Regions from separate parts of the Homo sapiens genome. Here region 2 is linked to region 1. Evidence: chromatin loops called from intact Hi-C (ENCODE). Cell type or tissue: PC-9. All regions are shown on one strand. Each heading gives the region's core, and the rest is flanking DNA. Links, peaks and the distances in the headings are about the cores only.

Region 1 (9,091 bases), core at 512-8,511:
CTTCAAACCATAGCAGAGACACTTTTCTGCCTGCCCAAAGTCACATAGCTCATTAGAGGCCAGGTTGGGCCTGGAGTCTCTGGCAGGAATAATAGCTGAACTTTCATTCATTCCCTAACCCACCTGTGTTGTGAGGGCCCTGAGGCCAGCATGTTCATGGCTGCAGCCTCCAACCAACTGAGCTAATTGACAAGAAATCTGCTCTGCCTGATGCTATGGGGGATACTCAGATTTTCTGTGCCCCTAAGATGACCCAAAGCGTGGACATGCTTATTAGTGGGATTCTATCCCCTCAGTGAAGTTTTTGGTTCTTGCTTTTAATAATGGAGCAAGAGAAGCCAGTGGGAAGTCTGTTGACAAGGGAATGACTGCCACGTAGGCACTGGCAGGCTTTGGGTGAGGAGCTCAGCTTCCTGGTGTGGCCTGTGGCAAGCTCACCCTGGGAGGGGCTTGGAGTCTTGTGGATTTCATTCCTGACATTCCATCTGCTGTGCCTGCTACCAGCTGCCCTGCCAACCTGTCTGTGCCAGAAGAGTGTGGAAATAAGCTAGAACCCTTACACAGGGAGGTCCTGTTGTAGTCACTTAGTTATCAGCCCTCCCTCTATCTACTCGACTATAGGCCAAAAGCCCAGCCAGATGCTACCATGGGACCAGGCAGGGCCTAATGTTGCTGGATTCATCCTGGAATCAGTATCTGATCAGTCTTCACCTGGGGCAGGAGAAGGAGCCAGCTGTTGCCCTCTCTGCAAGAGGCAAGAAGCAGCGGGTCCTGACACCCTTCCCCGGAGGGCCCTTGGCTTGCAGGCACCTGGCATCTCCCAACATCTCTCTGGAGCCTCAGGCCAGCCTTCCCAAGATGGGATGCAAGGAGTCTGAGTGATCTTCCCGGAGAGGTGGCCAGCATGTTTGACAGAGCACTCCGGATCGAGGCTGTCCACATGCATTTGTCTCGTCCTTTTGCATTCAGCCAGGCCTGAGACAAGACTAACCCTTCCTGACAGAATCAGTTCAGCCTTGTCCTCTGAGCAGGGCCCAGGGTGGGCAGGGGATAGGCTGGGGCCAGCTGGGCTCTCTGGCCATTGCTGGCTGGTGGAGGACACACGGGGAGCCCTGATAGGCCCAGCAGACAGGGTCCAGCCCAGTGGACAGAGCAGGAGAGGGAGTTAGGGGGTCGGGGCAGAGAGTGGATGAAGCCTCTGCAGCATCTCCCAACCCCAGAGCCAAAGTAGGGAGGGGATCAGGCAGAGGGCCTGGTTTATTTTCTTCCATCTCCATCTCCATCCCTATCCCTATTCTGAGGCCCAATTTTCTCAGTTTTCCCAAAACTGAGGCCCACAGTTTTGGGAATCAGACTAGCCTGAGTTTGAATCCTGGGCACATGGAGCAGAGGGAAGGGGTCACGTGGCCTGCAGAGAGCCACGTAAGTATGGTAGTCTCCATTGTAAGTCTGCCCTGCCCACCCCAAATAGGCCTGCCCTTGGGCAGAATGCTCTCCCCTCTGCATTTGAATGATGCCCTGAAGTGTCCTGCTGCCAGTGCCTGGAAGGCCACCATCTATAGCCCACTGCCCATTTAGGCTTTGCCCTCCCCAGCCAATGAAGGAATTGGGCATTTGCAATGCTTATGAAAGCTCAGGGAGGGACCCCAGACTGGAGTGGCACTTGGGGTTGACGGGGAGTGTGAGCGTAGGTCTGGAGTGGGAGTAGGGGGTGGTTTCCTGCTGCCAGAGAGGAGAAGGCTGTCCAGGAAAGGGTGGCAGACTTGTGTCTCTGCCAGCCCCTCCCCGTGTCTCACTACTGGATTGGGGAAAGGGGCCTAAAGGGCCAAGGAAGTACTCACCACTGGGTCTCTGAGGATGCCACAGGCAGGGCCAGGCAGCTGAGATGGGAACAGAGTGCCTGTCAGGAGCCAGGGCCAGCTGTTTCCCCTGCCCCCGCCCCCCCCACCAACATCGTCACAGGGGCCAAATTGACTGGGGAGCTGGGTGAGGGCTGAAGCTCAGGGGAGATCTGGGGGTGTGCAGAGAGCCTGGAGCACTTCTGAGGGCTTACAAAAAAGCGGGTGGAATCCACCCTACTCCTGGAAGGGTCAGAAAACAGAGGAGATGTATATTCCTGGCCTGAAGTATTATAAATATACTATTCCCTTCACCACCACCCACAAAATAGCAAGCAGTTTTTGAATACTTGCCATGGGCAGGCACGAGTGTACACGCATGTGTGGTCTTGTGTGATCCAGCCTGTGAGCAAGCAGAATGGGAATGAGAGCAAGTGCAAGTAGTGCATTTGGGAGGGGAGGTCAGGAGACGCTGGGAGGGGCATGTCACAGGTGAGCAACGCATGTCACAGAGTGTCCCTCTCGAAGGACCAGAGCGCTGGAATATTTATGCATCAGCTCCCATGGCCACTGGTGAATGGATGCTCCAGCGAGTCAGTGATTCCAGGGCTCTTCCAGCCTCGGGTGCAAAGAGGCAAAATGCAGAGTGGGTTCTGGCAGCCAGCCCTTTCTGCACCTTGGGCACAGAGGTGCAGACCCTGGCAGTTTGAAGGGTGGCCCCTGTGCACCGAGACAATGTGGGCGCACAATGTGTGCCGCAGTAGTGTGAGTCCCATTGACCAGGTGAGAAAACTGAGGCTCACAGGGGGCTCTTGCCCAAGGTCCCCCAGCTGGTGGTAGCCATGCTGGGATCTGCTGCTGAAGCCCATGCACTTTTTACTCTGACCCCAGCACATTCTGTCTCTTTCTAAGATGGAGCGTTCCTAGGGCCAGGGACCGTACCTCCTCCCCCACCTGAGCCAGCATGTGTCAGGTAGGACATTGGTGCCCAGTAAGTGGCAAATAGAAAGATTATTTTTGGCCTCTAATATCAGATTGCAGACAGATAGGCCTCATTAGTGGCATTGAAGTGGGCCTGGAAGAAAAAGTGAGAATCAGATTCTGTTTTAAATGTATCAGAAGTTCGCTGTTAAAGGGCTGGGACTGCTACTTCTTTTTTTTTTTTTTTTTTTGAGACGGAGTCTTGCTCTGTCACCCAGGCTGGAGTGCAGCAGTGCGATCTCAGCTCACTGCAACCTCCACCTCCCAGGTTCAAGTGATTCTCCTGCCTCAGCCTCCCGAGTAGCTGGGATTACAGGAGCATGCCACCATGCTCGGCTAATTTTTGTATTTTTAGTAGACGCGGGGTTTCACCATGTTGGCCAGGCTGGTCTCGAACTCCTGACCTCAGGTGATCCTCCCGCCTCGGCCTCCCAAAGTGCTGCGATTACAGGTATGGGCCACTGCGCCCAGCCTGCTACTTCTTTTTTAAAATGAGCAGTGTCTTCTATCTGTGTTATAGGCTGAATTGTGTCCTATCCTCCAAATTCGTATGTTTAAGTCCTCACTCCCAGTACCTCAGAATGTGACTAATTTGGAGATGGAGACTTTAAAGAGATAATTAAGGTAAAATGAAGTCCTATGGGTGGCCGGTAATCCTCTGTGACTGGTGTCCTTATAAGAAGAGGTGATTAGGACACAGACACACACACACAGGGACAACCATGTGAAGACACAGGGAGAAGAGGGGTGGCTACAAGGAGAGAGGCCTCAGGAGAAACAACCCTGCCAGCCACTGCCTTGATCTCAGACTTCCAGCCTCCAGAGCTGTGAGAGAATAAATGTCTGTTGTTTAAGCCACTCAGTCTGTGGCATTTGTTAAAACAGTCCTAACAAACTAATGCAATCTGCTATACCAACCCAGGTGGACATATGGTGTTTGAGCTTGAAGGTCATTTCTCCCACCCCCTTGTTTTACAGGGGAGCAACAGACCCAGAGAAGGGACCTAAGGTACTCAGTGCATGGAGAATTAGGGCCAGCATGGGAACCAAGCTTTTTATAACCTGGGCGCGCTTAAAGCCAGGGGCACCTGCACCACCGTCTTTTAGCCAGCACCTCCTGACCCCCATCAGTGCCCTCGGCTCGTACCCCGAGGAGGAGACTCGGGACCAGGCTCGGTTTTCTAGACTATTAGCTGGAGAAGTATAGCTGCAAGAAGTTGCTCAAGACACTGTCCTTCCAGACCCGGAGGATGTTGGGTTAGGGGAGGAACTGAAGGAGAGGGTGGTTCAGGCTTATCACACAGACTGACTGACTCTCTTCCAGACCTCAGTCTTATCCGTCAAATGGAGACCACGATATCTATGATCCCAGCTACAGTGGCAATGTTCCCTCCCTGCCAGCCGGCTGTGAGGATGACTTATGATGGCTGTGGAAGACTTGCTTCTGAATATACAGACTCTTGTGGAATGCAGCAAAAAGCCTGTGAAGGCTCCAAATAGAACTGGGTTCGAATACCACTTATGCTACTTGGCTACTGTATGACCTTGGGGAAGTTGCTTAACCTCTCTGAGCTTCAGTTTCCCCATCTGTAAAACAGGACTAATCACTTAAATCTGGAATGGTTGTTATGAGGATTACATCAGAAAACTCAGGCGACATGGCTGGTGTCTCCAAACGGCTGCATACATGCCTCGAAACCTCCTCACCTACTCCCCTTGGCACTTTCAAACTGCTATGATTTTGTAGAAAGGTGTGGAATTTAATCTCTGATCCGCTCCCCTCTGGGAGGTGATCTGCAGGGGCGAGGCTCCTCATGCCGACAATGGGCCTGTGCTTGGTGTGGGTGGTGGTTCCCTGTCCATTCCCTCTGGTCCTGGAGCCCTTCTGTTACTGGTGCACTGGGATCCTTTCTGCCTGAAGGCCTCTTTATGAGTCACGTAAACGGGGACCTGGCAGGGGTTCTTTAGAACAAATATTTCCACTTTCTTTAGAGGATCTGACTCTCCAGTTTCCCAATTAATGAGAGCTCAGGTTGACCCTGGATTTGACAAAAGCTCGCTCCCACTTTCAGGTTTGCCGACAGACTTTCGTGCTCTTCCTCATCCCCACTTTATTTCTACCAACCAGAAAAATTACCCCTCCTCCCTCTGCCGTTCTAGATTTTACCAGCCTGGGCGTTCAAGAGCCCCTATCCTTAATACCCCCATGCGTTGGCATGTGGTTTTCTGAGGCCCAGAAATCCCTTCCTTTCTTTATCCTCTGGTTCATAAAACTCCGATCAGACGGCCTCTTTCTCCGGGAACCCTTCTCTGGTCTTTCCAGACACAACGAACCCGGCCGGCTGCTGTGGCCTACGCTAGAGGCATCTGGGCAAGAAAGGATTAACGGTAATAACTGCCCACGGCCACCAGGGGGCATGCTACCCGGGACGGCTCAAGGGCTGTGCAACGTGGGGCTTTTGTCTAGTTGGAACCCCAAGCACAAAGTGACATTGCAGTGGTGTACCTGGAGCCCTGGACCATGGGGCAGCAGTCAGAAGTCAGTAGGCACTGTCCTAGGCAGACAGACAGGAATGCAGCCCCACCAGCCTCTGCAGTCTTTCACAGAGCACCCGTAGAGACCCAGGGCCTCCCGCTTCCCTGAGGAGGGGCTGAAGCAGCAATGCAGCCGGTCAGGAGCTTGTCTAGATTTTTCAGCAGAGAGGGAGGTTTCAAGCACATCTTGCTTCTTCACAGAGTCCCCAGCCCAGGGGGCTTTGATAGGGTAAAGCCTACCTGCAATTAGAATCACGATTCTGGCCCAGAGTGGGCTAGAGCAGCCCAGCGGACCCCTCCCCAAGTCCCCTCCCAAGGATGCTCCTGGCTCTCCAGGCGATAACCACACCTAATTTGTACTTTTTATTATTTATTTTTTTAGTTTTTTGAGATGGAGTCTCGCTCTGTGTCCAGGCTGGAGTGCAATGGCGTGATCTCGGCTCACTGCAAATTCCGCCTCCCGGGTTCAAGTGATTCTCCTGCCTCAGCTTCCCGAGTAGCTGGGATTACAGCCACGCGCCACCACGTCTGGCTAATTTTTGTATTTTTAGTAGAGACTGGGTTTCACCTGTTGGCCAGGCTGGTCACGAACTCCTGACCTCAAGTGATGCCTGCTTCGGCCTCCCAAAGTGCTGGGATTACAGATGTGAGCCACCGCGCCCGGCCCACCAGATGTGTACTTCTGAGGGGCCTTTGTCCCCTTACTTGTCTGCTACCTCCACCAGGTGGGAGCCCTTCAAGAGCACTGGCCACGTCTTGTTCACCCTGGCATCCCTAGTGAGGCCTGGCCCAAGTGAGTGACCTGTAAATGGCACGCCAAGGCCCTTCAGGCTCACTGGGTTTCCTGTGGACACGGCATTCTCTATGTGTGCCTGTACCCATGTGCTCCTGGCACACTGGAGGGGCTCACGTGTCCCACATAAGAGAGGTGAGTGGGGGCAGGGCCTGGCCAAGGAGCTGGATGAGAGGTGGGGCAGGCCTCATTGAGCACTTGGGAAATTAATTGAGGGGTCCACATTGAGCTCCCCACTCTCTCCTTCCCCTCCTCTTCATGAAACTCTTCAGGACCTCGCTGTCTTGTCCTTGGGTGACATGAGGGCCGGTCTTAGGTGTCGACTTGGCTAGGCTACAATCCCCAGTTATTCCATCAACACTAATCTAGGAGTTGCTGTGGAGGTATCTCGTAGATGTGTATCTTAGTCCATTTTCTGTTGCTATAACTGAATACCAGAGACTGGGCAATTTATAAAGAAAAGAAATTTATTTCTTAGAGTTCTGAAGATTGAGATGTCCAAGGTTGAGGGGGTCCATCTGATGAAGGCTTTCTTGCTAATGGTCAGTGCAGGGCATCGTATGGGGAGGGGCTCACAAGAGAGAGCCAAGCTGGATTTTTGTAACAGACTCACTCTTGTGATAGCTAATCTACTCCCATGATAACCCATTAATCTATTAACCCATTAATCCATGAATGCCCACATGACCCAACTACCTCTGAAAGGCCCTGTCACCTGCCAATACTATTAAATTAGGGATTAAGTTTCAGATTGAGTTTTGGAGGAGACATTCAAGCCACAGCAATGTAGTTGATATCTACAATTGGTTGGGGTTTTTTGTTGTTGTTGTTTTAGAGACAGGGTCTCACTCTGTTTTCTGGGCTGGAGTATAAGTGGCTTGATCATAGCTGACTGCAGCCTTGAACTTTTGGGCTCAAGTGATCCTCCCCGCTTGGCCTCCAGAGTAGCTAGGAGTATAGCCTTGAACTTTTGGGCTCAAGTGATCCTCCCGGCTTGGCCTCCAGAGTAGCTAGGAGTATAGGAGTGTGCCACCACACCGGGCTAATTTTTTTATGTTTTGTAGAGATGAGGCTCTTGCTCTGTTGTCCAGTCCTGTCTCAAACTCCTGGCCTCAAGCAATCTTCCTGCCAAAATACTGGGATTATAGGCGTGAGCCACTGCACTGGGCCGGTTAACCTTAAATAAAGGAGATAGCCCTCAATAATCTGAGTGGGCATGAGTCAATCAGTTGAAAGGCCTTAGGAGCAGAGCTGAGGCTTTCTTGAGAAGAAATCCCACCTGTGGCCTGCAGCATCAGCCTGAGAGTTCTGGACTGCCCCTCCTGAGAGCCTGCGCTATGGATCCAGCCCCCACGGTCACGTAAGCCGATTTCTTGCAACACATCTCTCTCTTTTTTTTTTTTGAGATGGAGTTTTGCTCTTGTTGCCCAGACTGGAGTGCAATGGCACCATCTCAGCTCACTGCAACCTCCGCCTCCCAAGTTCAAGTGATTCTCCTGCCTCAGCCTCCCGAGTAGCTGGGATTACAGATGCCTGCCACCACGCCTGGCTAATTTTGTATTTTTAGTAGGGACGGGGTTTCTCCACGTTGGTCAGGCTGGTCTCGAACTCCTGAACTCAGGTGATAGGCCCGCTTTGGCCTCCCAAAGTGCTGTAATCCCAAAGTGTAATCCCAAAGGGATTACAGGCATGGGCCACCAGGCCTGGCCGCAACACAACTCTTAATATATGTCTCCTATTGGTTCTGTTTCTCTGGTGGAATCTTCTCAGATGCAGGCAGGCTGGGGAAGCTCCCTGTACCTGGGAAAGGCAGGAGGAATCAAGACGGTGCATCAATGCCCATGCTGGGGCCCTCACTGTATGGCACACAGAGTGCTAAGACTTTTGTCACATTTAACCCCCCAAGCATCATATGTCACAGGTTTATTATCCCCATTTTATAGTTGAGGCAACTGAGGCACAATGAAGTTATGTGGCCAAGGTCATACAGCATGCTGCAGGCCTGGATCATAAACTCCTGGTTCCAGGGCACAGCGTTTTAACCTTTTTCATGCCAATGACCTGTTTCATCTTGGTGAAGCCATGGACCCCTCCTCTGAATGATTCTTTCATATGCATTAAGTAAAATAAAGGTTACAAAGGAAACTATTTCTAAAAAGTAATCATCAAAATATCCTAAAACATAAACTTATAATACAGTAATCTATGTACTTTTTAACTAAAGCATCCCATTAACCGGACTATTGGGGTCTACATGTCACACAACTCTATGTCATGTATCTGTGATTATTGTACTGGGCTATGAAAACTCTATGATTCTCAGGAACAGAAAACTAAACACCACATGTTCTCACTCATAAGTGGGAGTTGAACAATGAGAACACATGGACACAGGGAGGGGAACATCACACACCGGGGCCTGTTTGGGGGTGGGGAGCGAGGGGAAGGAGAGCATTAGGACAAATACCTAATGCGTGCGGGGCTTAAAACCTAGATAACGGGTTGATGGGTGCAGCAAACCACCATGGCACAAGTATACCTATGTAACAAACCTGCACATTCTGCACATGTATCCCAGAACTTAAAGTAAAATAAAATAAAATAAAATAAAATAAAACTTTGTGATTCTTCTTGGTGGCAAAGTCACACTTATTGTCAATTCTATGTGTGGTTCCTTGCTTACCTTCCTGATGTTAGTGATAAGAGTGTATTTCTTCTTCATCCAAGTTAACAGACCCCCTGAATGATCTCTGATCTAGGGCAGACTTCACCACCCTTCTGTGGCACCTGCTATGTGCCAGGGGCTTCACTCCTGTCCATGAGCTTGTTCCATCGTCAGCCCTAAAAAGCAGATGCCACAGAGGGGTGGTGCCTCCTCCCTTCAGGACGCAGAGGGGCATGAGGGGCGAGGGTCCCTGGAAGACACAGTCCGTTGGGGAAACTC
Region 2 (9,091 bases), core at 291-8,290, 80 kb before region 1:
GTTTGGTCTGTGTGGGCCACTGTCCCCAGCCCCTGATCTGGAGAGTGATGAATTTTGCTGGGCACTCTGGGCTCTGCACAGGGACAGTGTGGAGACGCTGCTCCCAGGCCCACCAGTGGCAGTCAGCTCCTCCTGTTCATATAGCCTCATTCTTGTGCCATTCAAAATCCCATGGTGCAGACAGCAGGAAGTTCCAGCCTCAGGCCAGTGGTTCATAGCAAGGGCTGACAGCCAAAGGCCAGCCAATAACAAAGGGCCTTTGACTTTCCTGTCCCAGTGGGAAGCCTGCATGATTCCAGGGAGTTTGTTTCCCAAAAACTCTCCTTGGGAACAATTTAAAAATCCCAGAACCCAAAGAAGCCCAAAAGGAGAGGGATTGTCATGAGGCGATTAATAAGATCCCCAAGCTAGAGCCATTTTTATTATACGTAAGCTTGTTAGCAAAAAAGAAACAGCCAGGTCGTTGTAGCTCCTGCTGGTGCTCAATTACTACGGCACAAAGGGGCTTTGGACAATTGCTCATGAAGCTGGGGTCAGGCTGGTCTTGTCATTATTTCAGGCAGGTGGCTGGAGTGGGCAAGGTCACAGGCAGTTCCTCTAACTCTGGGAAAGAACTTAGGTTCTAAAAGCTGAACCCTCATTTTTCTGCGCAGGTGAGCTGCTCTGACTGGAGTATTTTGCAGTCTAATATCTAACAGCCAGTTAAAACTGGCTGAATTGAAACACTTAGCACAACCCAAACCAAACCAAAACAATAACAAAAAAATACCAAAGGAAGGCTGGGTGCGGTGGCTCACGCCTATAATCCCAGCACTTTGGAAGGCCGAGGCAGGCGGATCATGAGGTCAGGAGATTGAGACCATCCTGCCTAACACGGTGAAACCCCATCTCTACTAAAAATACAAAAAAAAAAAAAAAAAAAAATTAGCCAGGTGTGGTGCCGGGCGCCTGTAGTCCCAGCTACTTGGGAGGCTGAGGCAGGAGAATGGCATGAACCCGGGAGGCAGAGGTTGCAGTGAGCCGAGATTGTGCCACTGCACTCCAGCCTGGGTGACGGAGTGAGACTCCGTCTCAAAAAAAAAAAAAAAAAAAAAAAAAAAATACCCAAAGGAACACAAAACAACATGTAAAACTTTGAAAACAGATTTGGGAACAAAAGGATAAATGCAAGCACAAGTCACCTCTTTGTGGAATCAATACACTGTTTCAATGGTTTTTAGCTAAACGAAGTGTCTGAGGTGTTCAAACCAGAGAGACTTCACCTGAATGGGGGGCTGGGTAAAATGAGGCTGAGACCTACTGGGCTGCATTCCCAGGAGGTTAAACGTTGCTAGTCACGGGATGACATAGGAGGTCGGCTCAGGATACAGGTCATAAATACCTTGCTGATAAAACAGCTTGCAGTAAAGAAGCCAGCCAAAAGCACCAAAACCAACATGGCAACGAGAGTGACCTCGTTGCTCATTATACACTAATTATAATGCATTCGCATGTTAAAAAACACTCCCACTAGCGCCATGTCAGTTTACAAATGCCATGGCAATGTCAGGAAGTTACCCTATATGGTCTAAAAAGGTAAGGAACCCTTAGTTCTGGGAATTGCCATCCCTTTCCTGGAAAACTCATGAATAATCCACCCCTCGTTCAGCATATAATCAAGAAGTAACAATAAGTATAAGCAGCTGAGCAGCCATGCCGCTGCTCTGACTATGGAGTAGCCATTCTTTTATTCCTTTGCTTTCTTAATAAACTTGCTTTCACTTTACTCTATGGACAGGTCCTGAATTCTTTCTCGCGTGAGGTCCAATAACCCTCTCTTGGGGTCTGGATCGGGACCCTTTTCCGGTAACAAAAGCATTACAGATCTAGGGGTCAGCCAAGGCCCCTCAAGAACCATGGCTGTCCCCATAGCCTGGTGTCTGCTGTGGACATGTGTGTAGGGGAGGGTGATGGGGCTCAGGTAACTTCTCACTAGCCACGCTAACTTTAAAGGAGAAGGTTGCAGCTTACCTCAAAAGCCAGCATGCCACTGTTGGCTGCACGCATCCTGCATTTAACGTGTCCAGCTCAAATCCTCTTGATGACCATATGGGGTGGACACAGGCACAAGTGAGCAGCAGAAGCTCCGAGGGCCTAGGAAACTTGTCTGATGATGCGGGGCAGGTAAGTGGGGGTCTTGGGACTGAGATTCAGGTCTTCGGGTTCCACTGCCTGTGTTTCCTGCACTGGAAGTTGCCACACACTGCGGCATGCGCACCTATCAGTCACTTAGGGAGCTGCAAAAATAGATTGCCAGAGCCATCCCTCAGCATCTGAGTCCACGGATGGGAGGCAGGCCTGGGTTATCTCTGTTTCTCCAAGAGGGCTCTGGCTTCAGCCTATTTGACAGGGACTCACAGTAAGAACCATGTTTTACTCTGCTGTCCGGTAGACAACGAGGTATGCTACATTTGCAAATAAAACTAGCAATTCCATATAACTGAAAAAGTATCCCGACACCATGCAAAACACTCCACTGTTTTCTTTGTCATTCTATTTTATTTCATTTTTAAAATGCTGCTTGTGATCCATGGAATCAATTGCATGACCCACTAGTGAGTGTCCGCCAGTTTGCAAACACTGACTGGACCACTTTTAGGCCCAGGGTTGGGGTTCCTTGGCCTCTGTCTCACTGTCTCCTACTGAACTCAGAAATCGGTGGTTGGTACCTTAGTCAGAGATAATGGAAATGTGGCCAGATACCCTAAGAATAATAGCAAAATGCTTTTTATTTTTCTTTCACACATAATCTCTTACTGTGGCTCATAAAATCCCTGTAAGGCATTAACTCCATTTTTCAGGGGTGTAAACTGAGGCTCTTGGAGCAGACATGCTCTGCCCACAGTTACAGAGCAGGGTTGTGGGGAGGGAAAGCTGGAACTCAGGCTTCCCAGGCGCCGCTGACATGTGCCTCCTCCATATTGACATCTGGTTTTTGTGGATGGAAGGCAGGCACTGATTTCCACAAGTAAAATCCTGCCTTTCTACCCACCTAACCCCCCCTGCTCTTGCAGTGGCAAAAGGACTGTCCTATTTGTATTTCCACTCTTTAATATGTAAAGTAGAATGCAGCTGCTAGGGTCTCAGTCAGCTCTTGCTAACAAAATCAAATCCACCGGCTTTCTCTGGCAGGCAGAGCCAGGGCATGTAATCTATGGCTGCTTAAGGGAGCGGCTTTCTGGTGAGGGGAGCAGCCTGCAGTCTGCTTTAATTGTGGATAAACCATGCACGCCGGATACTCCAGGTGGGAAGAGGAAAATCCTAGATTTGGGTATGAGACACATGGGGATTAGTGGCAGATAAATAAAATTCTTCCCCTTCTCGTATGCTAACATGTGTCAGCCATGAGCCCTCCTCCAGGGACCTTCTGAGATGAGCAGAGCCAGGGAGATTCAGAGGCAGACACACTTTAAAAAACACACGGCTACAACTCTGTGTTGTTCCAATGGATGTGAAGCATCCCTGGTCAGGAGCAATTAATTTGGATTACGTAAGAGCATTACGCTGTCACTGTCCCTGAGTCCTGTACCACGTCCTCCCTGCACAGATTTCTGTTGATAGTGGGGGTGGATAGGATGGCTGTTCTCTGCCCTGTTACAATGGCAGGATACAGCATTAGTCAGCTCCCACTCATGGGAGGGGAGGAGTTAATCCGCCAACACTGACCGCAGATTCTGTGTGGAGAACAGTGGGAGATGCCAAAGAAATGTAAACAATGTCCCTGCCTCCGTTTCCTTTATCATGGAAAGATGGCTCTGCCTGTCTTGTTCTCTATTGCATCACAGGCCTAGCAGGATGCCTGGCCTGCAGTAAGTGCTCAATAAATGTTTGTTGAATGAACAAATGCAAAAAGAAACTTTTGCCACTAGCAGCATTTCCCAGAGTATGTTCTGTGGAGTATTTTTTTTTTTTTAAGAGGCAAGGTCTTGCTATGATGTCCAGGCTGGACACTTGAACTTCTAACTCCTGGAAGAATCGCTCAAGCTCAAGTGATTCTCCCACCTCAGCCTCTGTTAGTAGCTGGGATCCCAGCCACATGCCACAGCGCCCAGCTTGTGGAGTGCTGATAGCTGTTATTTGGAAAAAAGGAGGGGGAGGGTGCTAACACTCCAATAAGTCTGATTAACAAAGGTTTGTTTGTTGTAGATGTTATTCGAATCTTTGATGTGCCAAAGTGCATTGTGATCTCTTAGGGGGAAGTAAATCTTTTCTCAAATTCATCTGATGACAGACCTCCTTTTTCTGGATTTTTTCATAGGAATGGCATCCTTGGGAAAAAGCTGTGTCGCATCCCCTATAAACTGGGGTCCTAATGCTTGTGTCTCATCCACGCTGCATGAATCAAGGGGTTAAGGGGAACAACAGAGCCAGGTTGAGATGAGGGGTGGAGGGTGGTGGGCTAGGCTCGCTCACTCCCTAGACTCCTACCTAGATGGATGTCTAGGTAGATGATGACTCCTACCTAGACCAGCAAAATGTCCAATGACTTCATGTCATTCAATTTTGTTTGGAAAGCTCAAGAATTCTAGAAGCTTGAGAATGGTGGACCCAGGGCTCAGTGTCCTGGTCTGTAATTTTTTCACATGCCTGTGTCTGGCTTCCTCATGTGTTGGGAGGTTAAGCTTGTAGCAGGCAGCCCCTATCAAGAGGCTTGGATGGGCCCTCTGGGTCAGGAAGGCCTGGCATCTCACCGAGTGGTCCTGCTGTGCAGATGATCAGAGCCCAGGCAGTTCTCAAAGGCAGAGCACTTACTCATGAGAGGTGGGCCAGGGCCACGCTGAAGCTGGCTGGCAGACTAGAGACTACTTTACCTGAACGAAGCTGAACTCCCTCCAGTTGAGCGAGTTTGCAATGGACGGCAGTGAGGTCACGGCCAGCAGGGACAACGTGCCGAGGGCCAGCACTCCCAGGGAGAGGTAGATCTCCATCCGCCAGACCTCCTCCTCCACCCAGAGGTGGCTCTTGTTGGCCAAGACCTGACATGGATGGAAGGAAAACCATGAACACTGTGGCAAAGGCTGGTGCCCCGGGAGGGCAATGATGAAGGACACAAGAAAGACAAGACGGCGGGCGCTCACACTGCACCTGACGCTACCTGGCTCTGTGATAAGCGTTTCTCAGGCATTAACTCATCGAATCCTCAAAACCACCCCACAAAGTAGAGATCACTATTAGCCCATTTTAGAGATGGAGGAAATGAGGCACAAAGATCAAATCACTTTCCCAAGGTCACATGTAGCTAACAGATGCAGAGCTGGGATCAGGACCCACTCAGCCTGGTGCCAATGACCGGGGCTCCTGGGGCTTTCACATATCTGCCCCGGGGCAGCCAATCAGAACAGTCACATCAGCAGAGTAAGGAGTCAACCAGAAATACAGCCCTTAAGCATGGCTCCGTCTCACGGTTTTCCGGCCCCAGAATCCCAGGACAGGAGAGAGGAGCTCTCCTAGCTCTGAATCCCCTCAGCCAATGAGCTCACACCTTACTGGCTGCTTCCCTTCCCAGCCTGTCTCACCCTGAGCCCTCTGTCTTCCTGGAGCCCCACACTGCCCCCATCACTGGCTCACACTCAGGACATACAAAGACACATACAGACACTGAGCCCCCAACACTCCCCGACCCAAAGCTCTCAGCCTCCCCTCTTCCTACCCAGTTCTCTACTTCTGCCTGAGGCACACAGCCTTGGCTCAACTTTGCCAGGCAAGAGAGACTGACGGCCATTCACCAAGCAGTTCAGTGACCACTTACGAAGCACCTACTGTGTGCCAGGCCCTGGGCTACAGAAAATAAAGATACCTGCCCTTACCCTGCCCTCACAGAGATCTGGGCCCCCCCACCAAGTTCCAGGACATATAAATTGGGGAGCCCCTATGAACCTGGAGATTTCTGACCCTTCTCTCCCCACCTTGCCACTGAGCCCCCTCCTAGCCCAGCCAACACTCACTCGCATAGTGCCCTCATGAGGAAGAACTTTTATCAAGGTGCAACTAGACCGGGTAGCAGAGTTCCTGGAAGTCAAGGTGTTCTCTGTGAAACACTGTGAAATGCTGGTACTTTTATTCTATAATGTCAGCAGAACAAGGAACAGTATTTCCATTAGAAGATGTGACTACACTTTAATAGGCAGCCTCTCAAAACAGAATGACTCATACAGGTTTTTTGAGAAACAATTTCAGCAGAAAAAAAAAAACACGAGCTCAGTTACCACATAAAATATTAAAAGTGAATCCACTGGGCTGAGCAAAATGGTTGTACAGCTTATAAGAGAAAGTTTAAAGAAACAGAGAAAATGCCATCCATTGAGTGCTTTTCCTGCAATCTGTGAAAAATGATTGGCTCTGTTCTATTTTAGGGCAGGCCTGGCTCACTTTGGTGACTTTAAGCCACTAAGGGACCAGGAGTCTAGGGACCCAGCCTCTTGTCCTGACCACCAGTGGCATGTGACTCTGGCAAGACTGTCTCTGGGCCTCAGTTTCTCTACCTAGGAGGTTTGGATGAGGTCATGTCTGAAATTCTCTTGATTTTGCTTATGTGCCTGCTGTGGTTGAAGTCACCATTAGCTGGAAAGGCGTGCAGAGGGCAGAGAGGTCTCCTCCGTACCTCTGCCCAGAGAAGTCTTACTCACACCTCACAGCATGAATTGAGTAAGTCATCTCCTCGCTGGAAGTTGTTTGTTCTTTAACTCTGCTTCATTAGTCATTCCTCTCTGCGCCTCGGGAAGATCAGGCAGTTAATGTCACAAGTCAGAGTTTGGATGATTACACACACGTATACCACATTGGCTTGTAAAATGCCTTGTTTTTTTCCTCTAACATTTCCAGTCTGCAGTGACGCTGGGAAGGGAGGGATGAGGTGGGCTAGGGAGCAGTGGATGGCAAAGACCCGCATGAGGACAGAACCTAAGCCAGCCTTAGGAGTCCATGAGATTCTCAGCCAGCCTATTAAACCACAGTGTTGTGCTCAGAGCTCCCTGGTGACCAGTGGCACACATGGCTAACTGGAACGCAGATGTAACAGCTCCCCTAGTAAGTAAGTCTCTATGTTTAGAGATGATCAAGTTCACCACCTTCTCCTTGAGAAGGCCAAGGAGAGTGTTCATCAACAAGAGATGGAAAGACAGCATTCAGGTGTGGGATTTCCCTCTAGGTTGCAGGTCAGACGCTGAAGGACCAGTGAGGCTGCAGCATTAGCCCCTCTCCATGTCTTCATAGTGGGTGATGGATGGGAAGAGAGTGGTACCAACTCACTGCCTGCCAGACTCAGAGGAGGAGGGGGTGGCAGGGTGTGGAAGGGCAACCTTGGGGCATAGAGACCATAGGCCTGGATTCTGACGCTGACTCTGCCACTGGTGGGCAGTCATGAGACCCTGGGCAGTCCCTTTCCTGGCTCATAGCATCATTGTATCTTGCTGTGTTACTGCAGGACTAAAAGCATTACGTTTGTGGAATGAGTAGCATGGAACAGGCACACAGTGGGCACTTAATGTAATAAATGGCTGTTGTTCTTAGTGGCAGCAAGGCAGTTAGACTAGTTCTTGCTCCAAGCTCTACGTGCACTCCTCTTAAGATGCCTGATATTGGCTCTGTGGTGGCCAATTTAAAAATCAGTCACTCAGTGAGCATGCACTGTGAACCTGTGTTAGGAACCATGGACCCCAAGGTGTAGAAGACCCAGTCATGGACCTCTGAGTCGGGTATGAAGTAGTGTGTAAGAAAAATAATAAAAAAGTATTTACAAAATGCAACAGATTACAGAGGCAGGTATGGGGAAGTAAGGGGATAGTCTGGGGGAGCTTAACAGAGGTAGGGTTTTGAAGGAGGAATAGGAGTTTGCAAGCTGTCAAGGTGTCCTGGGGTGGGCGTTCCAAGCCGAGAGGAATGAGCTCTGCCCATTTAGAGGACAGTATGGGACCCAAGTGTTGACACGTCACAGGAGAAGGGGAGATGAGGCTGCGGAGGGAGTCTAGCTGCATAGTGAGGGTTCTACCATTATCCCAAGGACACTGGGGTCACTGGATCTTTTCAGCAGTGACATGGTCAGATGAGAGTTTCAGACCATCCTGTGCCAGCCATGTGCAGATGTAGCTTGGGGTGAAGGTAATAGGAGAACGGGGTGAAGGTAACAGGAGAACAGTGTGCAGGTTAAACATTTCTTTGATCTTGATCTTTGAGTTTGATGTTGAAATGTGTATTTCCAGGGAAATACACAAGCAAATCCAAATGCCCTGTACAAATATCGGTTATTGTTGGTAATAATACTGTCTGTAAACATGGTCTCAAAGGTTTTCTCTACAGCTGGCATACACCTTTGCCTCCTAATCTGCAGACTCAGGGCTGTAAGGAAATCTTGGAGGAGTTTCTTGTGCCTAGACTAATGTGCTCCCTTGACCCAAGGGCCTAGTGGGCAGTTGGGGTGGTGAGTGGCCATGTGGGGACCCTGTGGTGAGGTGCCCATGGGCTGGCAGCAGAAGCCACACATCAAGCCTGAGCCACCCAGGAGTCCCTGCTGTTTGGGGCTGAAGGCAGAACAGCCTCAGGTGCCCAGGCCCAGAACCGCGGGCATGGCTTACCATGGACCATCCAGAATCTGCTTGGATGTGCCCAGGCTTGGGCACCTCCCCGTATCTGGGCTGCTGTGTGTCAAGCCCCTGCCTCCCTCCGACCACCCACCCCGACATAACCACATCAGCCCTGGTTTTGCCCTTAAGAACTCTGCAGAACAAGTTTAAGCCCCTTTGCATGAGAGGCCTTCGGTGTCTCTGACTGATCTCGTCCTGCGGGAGGGATGGTTGCCTGGCAACCTCACCAGGGCCTGCAGCCCTAAAGATTTTTGGGACACGGGGAAAATTACCTTGCATGCGCCCCTCTGTGCCCTGGTATTTGCATCAGGGCAGAATTGGGTTAACAGAATATCAGGGAGAGCCTTGGCAGGGCAGAGAATTTAGACAAAGGCAGTTGAAGGGTGGCAGGGGAGGGAGGGAGCAGTGGTGTGTCTTTTACCCTGGGGGGTAGTGGGCACCGTCCCCGTCTTTCCCACTGCTGCTGGAAATAC

Evidence for each region. A loop is a pair of places that touch in the nucleus more often than their neighbours do. Peaks named below come from ENCODE experiments on the same cell type or tissue, not always from the same donor. Only the 100,000 strongest peaks of a DNase experiment are listed, where the experiment ranks them.
Region 2: it touches region 1 in a loop (8-fold over the local background); 2 of 110 quality-filtered maps call a loop at or near these places.

Annotation. Positions count from the first base shown.
Region 1 is chr2:119,170,782-119,179,872 of GRCh38, reverse strand. It overlaps LOC107985941 (a long non-coding RNA gene), which reads left to right. Exons shown (of 3, transcript XR_001739665.2): 3 at 4,144-8,772. Among named protein-coding and RNA genes, the nearest start is that of C1QL2, 17 kb to the right of the region's middle. In PC-9, for the core only: CTCF peaks have their summits at 5,008 and 5,207 (motif pointing right); a DNase peak (open chromatin) is centred at 4,640.
Region 2 is chr2:119,250,608-119,259,698 of GRCh38, reverse strand. STEAP3 (STEAP3 metalloreductase) reads right to left here. Exons shown (of 6, transcript NM_182915.3): 5 at 4,851-5,015. Among named protein-coding and RNA genes, the nearest start is that of STEAP3-AS1, 6.1 kb to the right of the region's middle. RefSeq lists enhancers at 1-283, 3,153-4,019, 4,345-5,288. In PC-9, for the core only: no CTCF peak of the experiment used is centred there; DNase peaks (open chromatin) are centred at 3,668, 6,198 and 6,708; H3K4me3 peaks cover 311 bases; H3K27ac peaks cover 3,201 bases.